2 separate regions of the Mus musculus genome follow, and region 1 is linked to region 2. The links are chromatin contacts, found by Hi-C or POLR2A ChIA-PET in ENCODE. All regions are on one chromosome and are shown on one strand. Each heading gives the region's core, a stretch centred on a gene start or an enhancer-like site at or near the end of the contact. The rest is flanking DNA. Distances are from core to core; before and after follow the strand shown. Region 1 holds the start of Jmjd6 (jumonji domain containing 6). Region 2 holds the start of St6galnac2 (ST6 (alpha-N-acetyl-neuraminyl-2,3-beta-galactosyl-1,3)-N-acetylgalactosaminide alpha-2,6-sialyltransferase 2).

The links. Hi-C counts contacts between places; a loop is a spot of excess contacts on that map. ChIA-PET counts read pairs that join two places held with the same protein, here RNA polymerase II (POLR2A).
Region 1: POLR2A ChIA-PET joins it to region 2 with 13 read pairs in Patski. The contact joins the promoter of Jmjd6 here to the promoter of St6galnac2 in region 2. A Hi-C loop is called at or near these places in 1 of 37 maps with a recorded cell type or tissue (T-helper 2 cell). POLR2A ChIA-PET finds 5 or more read pairs at or near these places in 4 of 5 experiments (Patski and embryonic stem cell).

The regions. Positions count from the first base shown.
Region 1 is chr11:116,841,365-116,848,435 of GRCm38, reverse strand. It overlaps Jmjd6 (jumonji domain containing 6), which reads left to right and starts at 4,987. Exons shown (of 6, transcript NM_033398.3): 1 at 4,987-5,371; 2 at 5,716-6,104. The coding sequence starts at 5,243. Mettl23 (methyltransferase like 23) reads right to left here and starts at 4,921. Exons shown (of 5, transcript NM_028865.3): 1 at 4,662-4,921; 2 at 78-182. The coding sequence starts at 4,829.
Region 2 is chr11:116,691,635-116,698,641 of GRCm38, reverse strand. It overlaps St6galnac2 (ST6 (alpha-N-acetyl-neuraminyl-2,3-beta-galactosyl-1,3)-N-acetylgalactosaminide alpha-2,6-sialyltransferase 2), which reads left to right and starts at 3,982. Exons shown (of 9, transcript NM_009180.3): 1 at 3,982-4,205. The coding sequence starts at 4,084.

The DNA.
Region 1 (7,071 bases), core at 3,738-6,237, 150 kb before region 2:
AAACTTTGCCGAACCGATTAATTTAAATGCATGAAGGTACAGCAAATATAACCCAGTATTTTGGTAACTCTGGTTACCTCTAAGACAGCTTTGCCTGGTAGAGATCTTCTGTGAAACCACAGGTATTGGGCCAGGACTACAGCACAGGGCCAAACATACATTCCATACTGGACATGCAGGACCTGCAAAGAAAGTTCATCATTAACATACATTATTACCATGACACTCCTGGCCTGCTCTAGTTCACACCTGGCAGGTTCTGAAACCAGTCCTTTTATTACAATGTAGCCCAGACTGGTCTTGATCCTGCCTTTTTCTCTTGAATGCTGGAATTATAGGCATATTTACCTAGATTGAACCCAGGTTTTATGTATGGGTTTTGTCTGTACATATGTACATGCATGAGTATGCCTGGTGATTCTGAAACTAGCTCAGATCTCTGCAAGAGCAGCATCTAAGCCATCTCTCTAGCACCTCTGCAAGCATTTAAAATGAGAAGGGACAGTATGACTTTTTGGACTAGCGCATACACTGTACATATTACATACTGGACAGTCATGTGCAGTATCTTGTTGGAAATAAAGGCTACAACAGTAAAGCAAGATTTGAGGTTATAGCAGCAGGAGATGGTTGCCCAAACAAGTGCCTTTAGTCTGGCTACAGCCCACAGGCATAGCAGATCGGAGTTTTATTGGCCCACAGAAGTTTTGAATTCTAAGTACAAGATGGTACTAGAAGGTAAAACCAAAAATGGCTATCTTTCAAAAAAAAATTGCATATGTGGAAGCCAGAGGACAACTTGTCAGTTATCTTCACCTTGTGGGATGAAGTTCAGGTCAGGCTGTTCAGCTTGTAGGCAAGTGTCTTTACCAAAGCCATCTTTTCAGCCTTATTTTTTTTCCAAGACAGGGTTTCTCTGTGTAGCTCTGATTGTTTTAAGGCAGTGGTCTCCTGTAGCTCAGGCTGGTCTCACTGTGTAGCTTAGGATGACCATAAGCTTTTCATCTTCTTGGCTCTACTTGCTAAGTACTAGGACTGCAGCTAAGTGCCAACACCCAATTTTATGAAGTGCTGGGAATCAAACCCAGACCTACATATGTGCTAGAGAAACCCTGTTCCATCTGACCCATGTCCCTATCCTATCTCATTCCTAAATCTTGGAAGTCTTTCAACTCATGCCTGACTGCATGTCCCTCAGGAGGGGGCATGTGTGGGGCTGAATTTTAAAAAACAAAAAGAGAAGCCGGGCGTGATGGCGCACGGCTTTAATCCCAGCACTCAGAAATCTGCCAGGCAGAGGCAAGCGGATTTCTGAGTTCTGAGGCCAGCCTGGTCTACAGAGTGAGTTCCAGGACAGCCAGGGCTATACAGAGAAACCCTATCTCGAAAAACAAAACCAAAAAAAAAAAAAAAAAACTTTCAGAATGTGGTTCCCACTTCTAATCTTATCATATAGGAGGAAGGAGCATTGTCAGAAGTTCAAGGCCAACCTTGACTACATACAAATCAAAGGCCAGCCAGAACTAGACTTCTAGATTCTGTGTAAAAACAAACAATTAGAATCTGGGGAGCATTTAGAGGAAAAATATGCTTCCACAATGAGCCTCCCCCACCAACTACTCCAGATCCAGATGTGTAATGTCACATGACCTACTTGTCAGGGCTTCAGTCTCTCAACTACAGACACTGTCTCCCTAGGGTAGTTAATATGCAATGCCAGGCACAAAGCACTGAATATTAGCAACAGAAATATAAGCCTTCTGCCTGTCTTCTGGAAGAAGGGGTGCCCTGATAGACTAGCTTTGGCAAAGCTTATCAAAGCTGTAAAAGAAAGAGAGGGCCAAATTTACTCTAGGGACTGAGTTTACTCATCAGTCCACTAACGGCACATGGATGGGTATAGTGGTAAACACTGGTCACTCCAGCACTGGAAGGAAGGGGGGCAGACAGGAGGGCCCCAAACTCAAGGCCAGTCAGGCCAAAATGTCATAACCCTACTTAAAAATAACAATAATAGGGATTGGAAAGAGCTCTGCTTTTCCAGAGGATCAGGGTTCAATTTCCATCACCCTTATGGCAGCCAGCGAACATCTGGATCTTCTGTTCCAAGTGACCTAATAGCCCTTTTTGGCCTCTGAGGACACACATAGGTGGTGCTCAGACATACATACATACAGGCAAAATACCTATAAGCATAAAAAGCCTATGCAGTGATACTCCCCTTTAATCTCAACACTTGAGAGGCTGAGCTAGGTAGATCTCCATGAGTTCAGTCAGCCAGGATTGCATAGACTTTGATTCAAAAAAGAACAAGAAACATAAAAATAAACTTTATTTGGGGAGCAGAGAGGGAACGTAATACTGAGGGGTGGAGGCAAGAAGAATGAAGAACACTAGAAAATGAATGATGGAAAAAGCCAGAGAAACATTGTTTTGTTTACTGTACTTATGCACTTGATGTAAATGAAGTCCCGGGGCAAAAATACAGACCAGATGGAAGATTCAGCAGTTCAAAGCTTCCCACTCTTCATTTTCGAGAGGAAGTCACTGTGTTGTGACTGTGCAGACTATGTTGGCCTCAAACTCCAGTGATCCTCTTGCCTCTGCCTTTTGAATGCTGGGATTAAAGGAGGGATTAAGGGCATGGGCCATCAATTCCAGCAAAAAATTAATCTGTAAATAAAAAAATAAAGCAGGGGATGGTGGTGCATGGCTTTAATACACTTGAAAGGCACAAGTGGGCAGGCCAGCCAGAACTCCATAATGAAATCCAGTCTCAAAAAACAAATATCAGTACCTAAGCATGAGACCCTGACTTAACATATGTCTATAACACAATGGATTAGGCTTTGAGTACAATAAAGGCCCAGAGAAGGATGTTTCTAGAAGAAATGCAGATTTGTGTATAAAAACCCCGGGGTTCTTTACTCATATTGAGTGTCTTTACTCCCTAAATTTGGAAGGAAATTCAAGAGTTTTTGACATGAAGACATTTGGAAGCTACAGAAACAAGTTGTTTTGGTCTGCCTCTTATGTGTTTTCCCCTGTAACACTGACCTGCTGAGAAAGGACAAACTAAAAACAAGGAGGACATGGGAAAGTCAAGATCTCATCCCTAAGACTAGTCTCTCACCAAGTGAGGATCAAATTTTAGTACAACTAACAAAATTCACCGTGACATTTGTCTACAGAGGAGCAGAGTTCTTTATATTGACATATTTCAAACCAGAATGTTCTATGGTTTTATTTACTAAAACAAGTTTCTTAGAAATTCCTGAAACAGCCGGGCGTGGTGGCGCACGCCTTTAATCCCAGCACTCGGGAGGCAGAGGCAGAGGCAGGTGGATTTCTGAGTTCGAGGCCAGCCTGGTCTACAAAGTGAGTTCCAGGACAGCCAGGACTATACAGAGAAACCCTGTCTCGAAAAACAAAACAAGACAAACAAACAAAAAAATTCCTTAAACAATTTAACTCCAGATGTTACCAAATCATTCATATGGCTATTAAGACACTCAAGTGCAGTATTCTGACTTATGAAGTCTGTACCCCATGCCTTCTTGTCCTTTTCCTAGTTGTCTATTAATGCCCAAACTTAAAAAGATCCAGGTTATTAGTATCTTCCAACTCTGCTTCACGCTTATTTGTCCTGAAATATTTCTCTGTAGTACACAGCCAAGAATCTCTTCTCTAATGTTAGAGGCTGCTGGGAGGGCGGAGGAATACACCTTTAATCCCAACACTCCAAAGGCAGAGGCACGGTGAACCCTGAGTCCAGACTGGTTCACAGAATGTGTTCCACAATAACCAGGGATACATAGAGAGACCCTGTCTCAAAACAAAATCTCTGCTTCACTTGTGTAGAAGTCTGGGAAAAAAAACAAACAAACGAGGACTGCTACAGGTGGCAGCATTGTATAGCAGAAGGCTATACCTTCTGCTCCCCTTACTATTGCCAGGGACACCTACCTACCTATGGTCCAGCTGCCTACATTACAACACGAAAATCCTTTGTAAAACCCGACTACCTGGGAAGAGTTAGTCAGTTTTAGAGTAGCTATGAGCTCGGAGGGAACAAGCCAGTGCCGATGTATAAAATTTTATTGGGGTGTTGGAGACAGGAATCCCTGGTCCCAAAATTTAAACAGCAAAGATTACGGGGTTTGGGATAAACTCAAAAGCACAACTATCATCTATCGTGTATGGATCTTGGATTCGAGCCCCGGCACTGTTTAAGCCAGCATGGTGGCGCACACTCCTAACCCTAAGAAGCGGGAAACGGGGGTTCAAATTCAAAGCCTGCCTGAGCTCAGAAATAAAACAGAGAGTTAGGGCTACCACTCAGTGGCGGAGCACTTGCCTAACAGGCAGAGGTTCAATCAAGAGTACCCGGAGGTTTGGTGGGGAGGGGGGCAGGCCGTGTTAGATATACTGACAGATGCTTTCAAAAGAGTACAAAGTTAGCATCACAGGACAAGACAGCCACTTTCCTGGTGGAATTCAGTGAACTTCCTGGCACTGTCCCTAAATGTGTCACTGGAGCGCACTTAACCCCTCACCGGGCTTCACACCAGACCTGGTGCTAATGAACGAAGCCGAGAACTGAAGGACAACCCACTCCCGCTCCAAACAGGGGGCTCCCACGTGGGTGCCGCCGCACGCACCTGCGGGACGCGGACCTCCAGCACCGCCCGATTGCCTCCGGGAACTGGCTCCTCCCGGAACCGAAAGAGCTGGGTCCCGGCCATGAGGCCGGGCTCGCACGTAGGGGAGTCCAGGGACGCCGGGTCAGGAGGCGGTGCCCAAGGAGCGCGGGGCCGGACACTGTCCATGGCAAACACAGGAAGCCGGAGGCCGCAGCGGGCCCGGCCGGAAGGAGACCGCAGGGAAGCGACGCGCAGACGGAAGTGTTGCGTAGGCCAAAGCAGGGAGGGGCAGGGCGTCGGCGACGCGACCTTCCCAACATGGCGCCCAATTGGCGTGCATGAAGGCGGGTCTGGCAGGTCGCTGAGGCCAATGGCGGACCGCATGAGGCGGTGGGGCGGGGAGGAAGGCCGCTGTTCGCCCAACCCAAAGCTCCGGTGGCGGCTGAGGAGTGAATCTTCTGGAAGGCGACTTTAAAGGCGCCGGGCCGGAGCGAAGGGCGTCTCGGGGCCGCGCCAGCCAGGGAGGGAGGGCGCGTTTGGTGGCAGGAAACGCGAGCCGCGTCGGGGTCGGGGCGGAACCGGACGGCGAGCGGCTCACGATGAACCACAAGAGCAAGAAGCGCATCCGCGAGGCCAAGCGAAGTGCGCGGCCGGAGCTCAAGGACTCGCTCGACTGGACCCGGCACAACTACTACGAGAGCTACCCGCTGAACCCCGCGGCCGTGCCGGTGAGCGGGGCGCGGGACCCCACACGACGGCTGCCCGCCTTCCGAGGGCCGCTGGTCCCCCGATGGGGCCCCGCAGCCCGGCTGTCAAAACTCGCTCGGTCGTGGGAGCTTCGGGCCCCTCCCTCCCGTGAAGGGGTGGCTCCGGGTGCGACGTGCTCGCCCGCACGCACGTGGGCCTCCTTCCGTCCCTCCGGCCCCCTGGAGGAGCAGAGGCTCGCTCGTTCCTTGCTCGTGTGTGCCATTGCTCACGGGTGTCTTTGCTAATTGGCCCTGTGGGACACCTTTATCCGCCACTGGACTTGTTCCAGTGTCCTAACGGGACAGGTCTTTTGTTGTTCCCGCAGGATAACGTGGAGAGAGCTGATGCCTTACAGCTGTCGGTGAAAGAGTTCGTGGAGCGCTACGAGAGGCCTTACAAGCCCGTGGTTCTGCTCAATGCACAAGAGGGCTGGTCCGCACAGGAGAAATGGACTCTGGAGCGCCTCAAAAGGAAATACCGGAACCAGAAGTTCAAGTGCGGCGAGGATAATGACGGCTACTCGGTTAAGATGAAGATGAAGTACTACATCGAGTACATGGAGAGCACCCGCGATGACAGTCCCCTTTACATCTTCGATAGCAGCTATGGCGAACACCCCAAAAGAAGGAAACTTTTGGAAGACTACAAGGTGCCCAAGTTTTTCACAGATGATCTTTTCCAATACGCGGGGGAGAAACGCAGACCCCCTTACAGGTAAATTATTTCACGTTAAGTTTTCAAAAACCATGGACAGTGACAGGCAGTGGTATTTTTGTAAGGCCAGCCTGGGCTACAGAATGAGTTCCAGGACAGCAAGGGCTACACAAAGAAACCCTGTCTCTGGATAAACACACACAAATCCGCAAGCCTGTTAGCAGAACTCTGTCTAACCTTGTAAAAGCAATGAAAGTCTTCCCTACACATTGACCTGTTTATAGTCCTACTTCGGAAGAAGGATTCCATGGGGGTGGGGGGGTGGGGAGGCATCTGGATTCCTCCAGGGCATTTTTTTTTTTTTAAATAAAACTTCATGCATGTATATGTTTTACCAGTCTCTGCCTGTTGGTTGAGGTCAGAACCTCAGGAGCTGCAATTATGGATAGTTGTGAGCCATTGGGATCATGTGAGGTGCTAAGAATTGAACCTTGGTGCTTTGAGGAATTGAGTGCTTCTAACCTGAGCCGTCTCTGCCCAGCCCCAGGTCATTTTAGTGCAACCATTGCTTTATCAAGGAAGTTTTATTTCTATTTTTACAAGTGTGGTTTCTTATACTGACTCTTTGTAACTCACTGTGTTACCAGGTTGACCTTAAACTCACAGAGATCTGCCTTCTAAGTGCTAGACATTAAAGATGTTCAATATTGCACCAGGCTTGGTTTGGGTGTTTTGAGATAGGGGTCTCTGTGTAGCACTGGTAGGCTTTGAAATTAAGATCCATCTGTGTCTGTCTCCAGGATGTTGGTATTAAGAGCTTGGGCTACCACACCTAGTGGATCAATAAAAGTCCAGCAGTAATTTGCATCAGTCCATTATTTTTTCTGTTAGACGTCAGTTCATATATAGTTCACTTAATATTGTATATCAGAATGTAGAGTCTCTGAAGACAGCATGCATGATTGTGTATTATAGAGACTTCTATGTCACACGCATTTCAGATTACCTCTCATGGCTTCATGCTTGC
Region 2 (7,007 bases), core at 2,733-5,232:
CTCTGCAGGCTCCAGGCATGCATTTGGTCCACAGATAACATAGAGGCAAGGAAATATCCATACACATAAAATAAAAAGATAATTAAGAGGTGCAGTGGGGCGCACACCTTTAATCCCAGTACCAGGAGGCAAAGGCTGGTAGATCTCTTGAGTTTGAAGCCAGCATGGTCCACAGAGTGAGTTCCAGGACAGCCAGGGCCACACAGAGAGACCTTGTCTCAGAAACCATTGCAGCAGCAGCAGCAGGTCTTCAGAGCGCCCCTTTGAAGCTAAGCAGATGTGCAGCTGATGGGACATAGATAGAGACAGGCAGACTCCATGGCCAACAAAGCGCTGTCTGGCAACATCAAAAGAGGAGAGCATTCCAGGCAGAGATTGTGAGGATCTCAGAGTTGAATTCACGGGCAGGTGTGTCTGGATGACACCCAGAGAACACCGGATCCACTGGTAACAGAGGCTCAGCCACGGTGACACTGCGGCCACGGAAGACAGCTTCAGAGACAAGAGGACAGGGAACAGACTGGGAAGAAACAGGGTCGCTAAGCTAAGAAGAGCCAGCCGAACAGTGTGCTGTCTGCCTTTTAGCTTCTGAGGACGAGACATCGCTTGAGGATGTTGTCGTTATCATCACATTTCGTGTATGTGGACATGTGTGTACATCTATACAATGCCATGACGTAGACTGTGGGGTGGCTGGGAGTTGGTTCTCTCCTTCCACTCTGTGCGTCACAGGATTTGAACTAGGGTCGTGAGACTCGACACCTTTACCCACTGAGCCGGCTCAGTGGCCCTGCACTTTATGAACTGGGGTCAGGACTCCACCGGGGTTGTGTGGAGGGAGTGGCTGCTAAAGCAAAACCTGAGTCTCTGGAGGACACACAGCAGGGGCGGGGTGGGGTTAGGAGGCTGGATTTCAGAGCCTGGAGGATTTCAGAGCTGGATTTCAGGCCACAGGTGTGAGCAGGAACCAGTGGGAAGACAGTTCTTAACCATTAGTCACACCTCTGAGGACAGACACATCCGCCCTTTTGTTCCAAAGTTGCCTAGTCAGTAAACAACCTAGGAGGATGAAGATGGCGCCTTCCTCTGGAGCAGGGGCACATTTTGGCCCGTTGAGGGGAGGGTAATAAGGCTCTCTCTGTCCAGCAAATGCACGTGTGCTCACAGCTGGCAGGTCATTCAGTATCACGCGTCCCTCTGTGCAGAGTTCTTGGTCTGTGCTGCAGGCTCCTTCACCTCTCTGCCTTATCCCGTTGGGCTTGCAGGCTCCTTCGCCTCTCTGCCTTATCCCGTTGGGCTTGCAGGCTCAGAGACCCAGCATGAGGAGGCCAATGCTGCCTATTTTGTAAATGACACTCTCATCCAGGAGTCTTGTCTTCTTGACCTGAGTCTTGAACCTGTGCCTGGCTAACCTGTCACCTGACCAGAGGGAAACATCTCAGTAGTGAGGGGCATGCAAGTTAAAACAGGTTTGCGCTTTCGTTTCTGAGACAGGGTCTCACTATGTAGCCCTGGCTGTCTTGGAACTCACTATGTAGACCAGACTGGCCTCTAGCTCTCAGAGATCTGCAGGTCTCTGCCTTCCAGCACTGAGATTAAAGGTGTGTGCCACTGTACCCGGGCTTTGTGGTCTTTATTTGATTGCTGTTTGACACAGGGTGTCTTAGTGTCATGTCTTTGCTAGGATAAAGTACCCTGAATAAGACCAAGGAAAAAACCTGGCTTCCAATCCAGGTTGCAGTACAGGACTGAAGGGAGCCAAGGAACCCGAAGCAGCTAATCTGAGACATTAACTCATGTGGACCAAGTCAAGGTCAGGCCGGGCTACAGAGCAAGTACCAGGCAAGCCAGGGCTACCTGTGTAGCCCTTGCCTCAAAAAAAGAAAGAAAAGAAAAAGGAAAAAAAAGCCAACCTGGATCTAGGCAAGCTCTGCTCCAGACTGATCCCATTAACAGTTAACAGTAACCACTGGGTGGAGTCTCACGTATCCCAGGCTGGCCTTGAATACTCTTAAGTAGGCAAGGATGTCCTTGAACTTCTAATCCTCTTGCCTTTCCCTGTACAGATGTATGCTACCATAACTGTGGTACTGGGGGTTGACATAGAGCTTTATGAGTTCGAGGGATGCATGCTACCAACTGAGCTAAATCCCCAGCCCGATGCTCACTCCTGTTGAAAGAATGGCAGAGACAAGAGAGAACTTGGCAGGATGTTCCAGAGTCACTAGGAAGCAGAACCGGAGCGGAAGCCAACCAAGACTTGGGCAATGGCTGGCGAGAAGTGAGCGGAGCTGGGTTTCTGGTGGTTCGGTTCTGTTTTGAAATGAGTGGGCACGTGGGGGCAGGGAGTGCTGCAGCGCAGATCCAAGCATGAATCTGTGTAGAACTTTGGTTGGGTGGAAAGCCAAGCCCGCAAGTGGATTTGTGCTGCTGCTGAGACAGCAGCACAAATTATGACCTGGAGAGCATAAGCTCCTGAGAAACCTGAGGTGTCAGGACAGACTGGATGGGAGGAGTGAGGATGCTTTGGTCCAGGAAGTGTTGCTATGGGACACTGTAAAAAAAAAAAAAACATAGACCTACATCATTAACATGGATGGGGGGCAACTCCCACGGAGGAGGAGAGAGCGAGCATCCCCAGGAAGGGAAGAAACTGTACAGGGTTAAGTAACAGCAATTTTGACAAAGGAAGAGCGCAAAGATTGAAAGGAAAAACTGGAAATCAGGGGCCATCAAAATGGCTCAGCAGATAAAGCCCAAGGTCCCGAGTTCAATTCCTGGGACAAACTTGGTAGAAGGAGAGAACGAGATCTTCTACAAATTACGTGTGCCTGCACATCAACAAGTGTATGGACATGGAGAATAAAACAAAACGTGAAAGCACAAATTCTTAGCTGTGGCCATTAGCACCACGACACTTTCAGCTCGGGAACAAAGGGCAGGATTGATTTGATTGGCTACACTCCAGGGACTCCGTCCTGGCCCACACAAGACTGGGTCGCAGACTGAAGAAGCTGCTCTTATCCACAGACCCAGGGTCTGACACTGGGCAGATACCAATTCGTGAACCCCAATTTTCTCAGCTATCAGACCAGATTAAAGCTTGGGGAGCCGAGGTCCACTCTCCCAGACTATACTGAAGAACACACCACCGATGGCTCACAGACAGAAAGGGCTCTGCTTCCAAAGAGCAGGCCAGTTTCCCCAGCCCCGGGCGATGTTGATGCTCCACCTCTCCCAGTCTCTCCGCCTCTCAGGCCAAGTCTGAGCAGCGCATGGAGAGGCCTGGCTTTTCTGCGTGTTGCCAAACAGAGAGGTAACAACCATCACCGCGGGCTCCCTGCGTGACGTCCTCCATCTCAATGGGTAGTCACCAAATAAACAGATGACAACCTAAGCCCCTTAGTGCACCCCACGGCCGGCGGCTCCCTACCTGAACCCTCCACCTTTAACCCCAAATCCAAGCTAAGGGGTTTCCTTCCATTATTTGAATATACTCTTCTGCAAGTACATAAGGTACAAGAGCCTTAACCCATCAAGTCCTCGGTCCTTGTGAGGGAGCCGGCCAGATTGTTTCACAGCTGCCAGCCACCGGCTTCTGGTCCAGAAACCTGGGGTGGACATCCCTAAGCGCACAGTGCTCAATCAGGGCAGCAGACAGCCTTGTCTCCTCGTGCCCTTCCCACCCTTCACTGCACATGCTTGCCCTGGACGGTGAGAACCGTACATCCCTGCCCGACTCTGGAATAGGTACATCCGGGGTGTGGCTCTCGTTGGAGAGCAGCCTCAGGGGTAGCCGCCATCGAAGTCCCCCGGGGACAGCCCTGGAACAGCGCTCGCGGCTCCAGCCATCCGCAGCTGCACGACGGCCTTAGAGACGCTCAGTCTCTGGAGTTGCTGCGACCTAAGGCCTGGCGAGGACACAGGGGGGAGCTGCAGGACCCGGAGGCGCGCGGCAGCCCGCCCTGGGCAGGGCGGGGCAGAGCAGGGCCGCCGCCTCCGCGGGTCCCACTGGGACGGTCCTCTCCGGCCGGGGGCTCGGTGAGCAGGGCGGCAGACGGGGCGCACCCCGGCCAGGCTCACATGGACCTCCCGCGCCGCTGGCTCTTTCGGATGTTGTTGCTCGTTGCCACCAGCTCTGGGATCCTCCTCATGCTGTACTCCTCGGCGGGGCAGCAGTCCCCTGAGACCCAGGTTCCCGCCAGGTAAGCGCTGCGGGGCGCTGCGCCCAGGGCGCGGGGAGGGCGTGCGCTCCCAGCTCTCCGGACGCCCGCGGACACCCTGGAGCGACTCGAAGCGGCGACGCGCCTTTTGCCGCCTTAATCTCAGGCTGCCTCCCGGACCCTGGGGCCTTTGCTCGGTCCGGAGCACGCTGGCGACCCTGGCGTTTTTGGTGAATTCCGTCCAGGCCTAATTGGGAAGCTCCCTGTTGCCACTTTCTTCCTGGATCCACTTTTAGGGTGGGGACTCAAGTCCCCTGTTTTTCAACTTTGTCCTTCTCTTCAGGTGGCCAGTCTCCTACTGCTTGGCTCACTCCTCACTCTGGACTCTGAGCTCAGGCCTACCTGCACCTGGCTCCCTTTTACCTGGATCTATTATTTGTTTGAGTAGTTAGCTTGATAAGCTCCATCTGGGCATGGCCCTGGGGAAATGCAAACTCCGTCTGGAAACACACAGAACTTGTTTTGAGCCTCCACCTGGCTCACTGAAGGAGCCTCGAGAGGGTTTAGCTTTATTTCGGGGAGGTGACCTAAGCCATACCTAGAATCTGGGCTTGGGCGAGGGGGTCCGGAAAAACGCACAGCGCAGCACGCAGCTTCTGCACACTCCTGAGCAAGCCTTGATGGGATGAGAACAAGTGGGTATCTAGTGTCTGGCTGAAGGACACACATCAGTCGCAAAATAACAAACCACTGAGTCTGGTCCCCTTAGCTGGCAGCGCTGAGGCTGGCAACATCCTAGAAAGGGCCTAACATGACTTCACACGGGAGGTCGGTTACAGTTGGATCACACCTCATCAGAGCTTTTCCTTTTTAAACAATATCGCTATTATTTCTTTTATTTTTGAGGTCATAAGTACTTGGTAGCCCCTTTTCTTTTCCTCCCTCTGAAGTCTCCTATATACTCCTCCTTGATGTTTCAAATTGCTGGCCCCCTTTTAAATTTTTAATTGTTGTTACATGCATATGTATATATGTACATATATGTATATACACACATATATAATGCATATATGTATATGTGAATACATAATATATACACATATACATACACACACATATATGTATGTATGTGTGTATATATATGTGTGTGTATATATATATATATATATATATACATATATATTCCTAAATATAGCCTGCTCAGTCTGTATAATGTAGTTTGTACATATGCTTTCAGGGCTGACCACTTGGTATTGGATAGCCAGCTGGCGTGCCCTCTCCTGTGGAAGACTGCCTCTGCCGCTCTCAGTGTTCTGAAGTTGACTGTAGTTCTTTGTGAAAGGGGTAAAAGCCCCAAGGTGTCTCCCTAGTGCATCTGGCAAAACCTTTTTCCTTCTCAGGAGAACTTTCTTCCTTTCAAAATCTGATTTGAGGGCTGGGGATATAGTTCAGTTGGTAGAGTGTTTGCCTTCCATGGATGAAGTCTTGGGGTTTGGTACCCAGTACTAAAACTAAGACAACAACCCCTGACAACATCTGCTAGGAACTGAAAGCCTGTCCTTTTCCTTGTTTTTGCTGGGGTTTGCTACAGTACAGTAAAACCTGGGTGTGAGGGAGGAAGGGGCAGGTTAGGGTTCAACCTGGCTGTAGGAGGAGGGTAGGTAGTCCAGCAAGGTAAGTGGCTTTCTGAGTATGGCCAGAAGATGAGCATCCTTGTGATCAGGGCCAAGTGACAGTCAGGTAGGAGAGAGGCTGGGCCTGCAGTGTCCAAGGGGGCTCTCACTGCATCTTAGGGGGGATCTAGCCATCTATTCACAGAGAATTCTCCGATCTGGGAACTTTTTAAAATTTTTGTAGCCAATGTTTTAAAATTAAATTTGTTCTTTGAAGTTTTCATATGTCACCAGGGCAGTGGTGGCGCACGCCTTTAATCACAGCACCCAGAAGGCAGAGGCAGGTGGATCTCTGAGTTCCAGGCCAATCTGGTGTACAGAGTGAGTTCCAGGACAGCCACCGCTACACAGAGAAACCTAGTCTTGAAAAACCAGGAAATAAAAAAAAAGAAAGACAATTCTATCCTTGAATATAACGTAATCTAATCACTCTTTCCCCTCCTCCTCCCGCTCTTAGGTCCCACTCATCCCCACCACTGTCACGCAGACGAATGAACACATTCACACACAGCGCACATAGACACACACACTCTATGCTTATTTTAAAAATTAAGTTAAATATATGTGGGTTTACTTTGTTTCTTCATTGTGAGACAGTACGTAGCTCATAAAACTCAAACTGGCCTCAGACCTGCTATGTAGCAGAGGGTGGCCTTGAACTCGTGATCCTCCAGCTTCTGCCTCTAGAGTGCTAGAATTACAGCGTGCTGCCATACCTAATGAGCACCCTTAGCTTTATGAAAACATGCGTTTTTTTTTTTTTAACTTTTTTTTTAGAGATGTTCTTTTTTTTTTTTTAAACTCTTTTTTATTTATTTATTTATTATATGTAAGTACACTGTAGCTGTCTTCAGACACTCCAGAAGAGGGCGCCAGATCTCATTATAGATGGTTGTGAGCCACCATGTGGTTGCTGGGATTTGAACTCTGGACCTTCGGAAGAGCAGTCGGGTGCTCTTACCCACTGAGCCATCTCACCAGCCCGAAAACATGAATTTTTGTGCTTATTTCTAAGGCTGCAAAGTCTTCATAGAGGCGTATGGGTGCCGACCTCCCTTTAAGGAGCCCTAGGTAGCAGGAAGAATTTGGATTCCTGAGAGAGGGCCATGAAACCACCAAAGCCAGGGAAGTTGGAAAGTACCGTTAGGCCTTGGGTGAGGGACATCAGGGT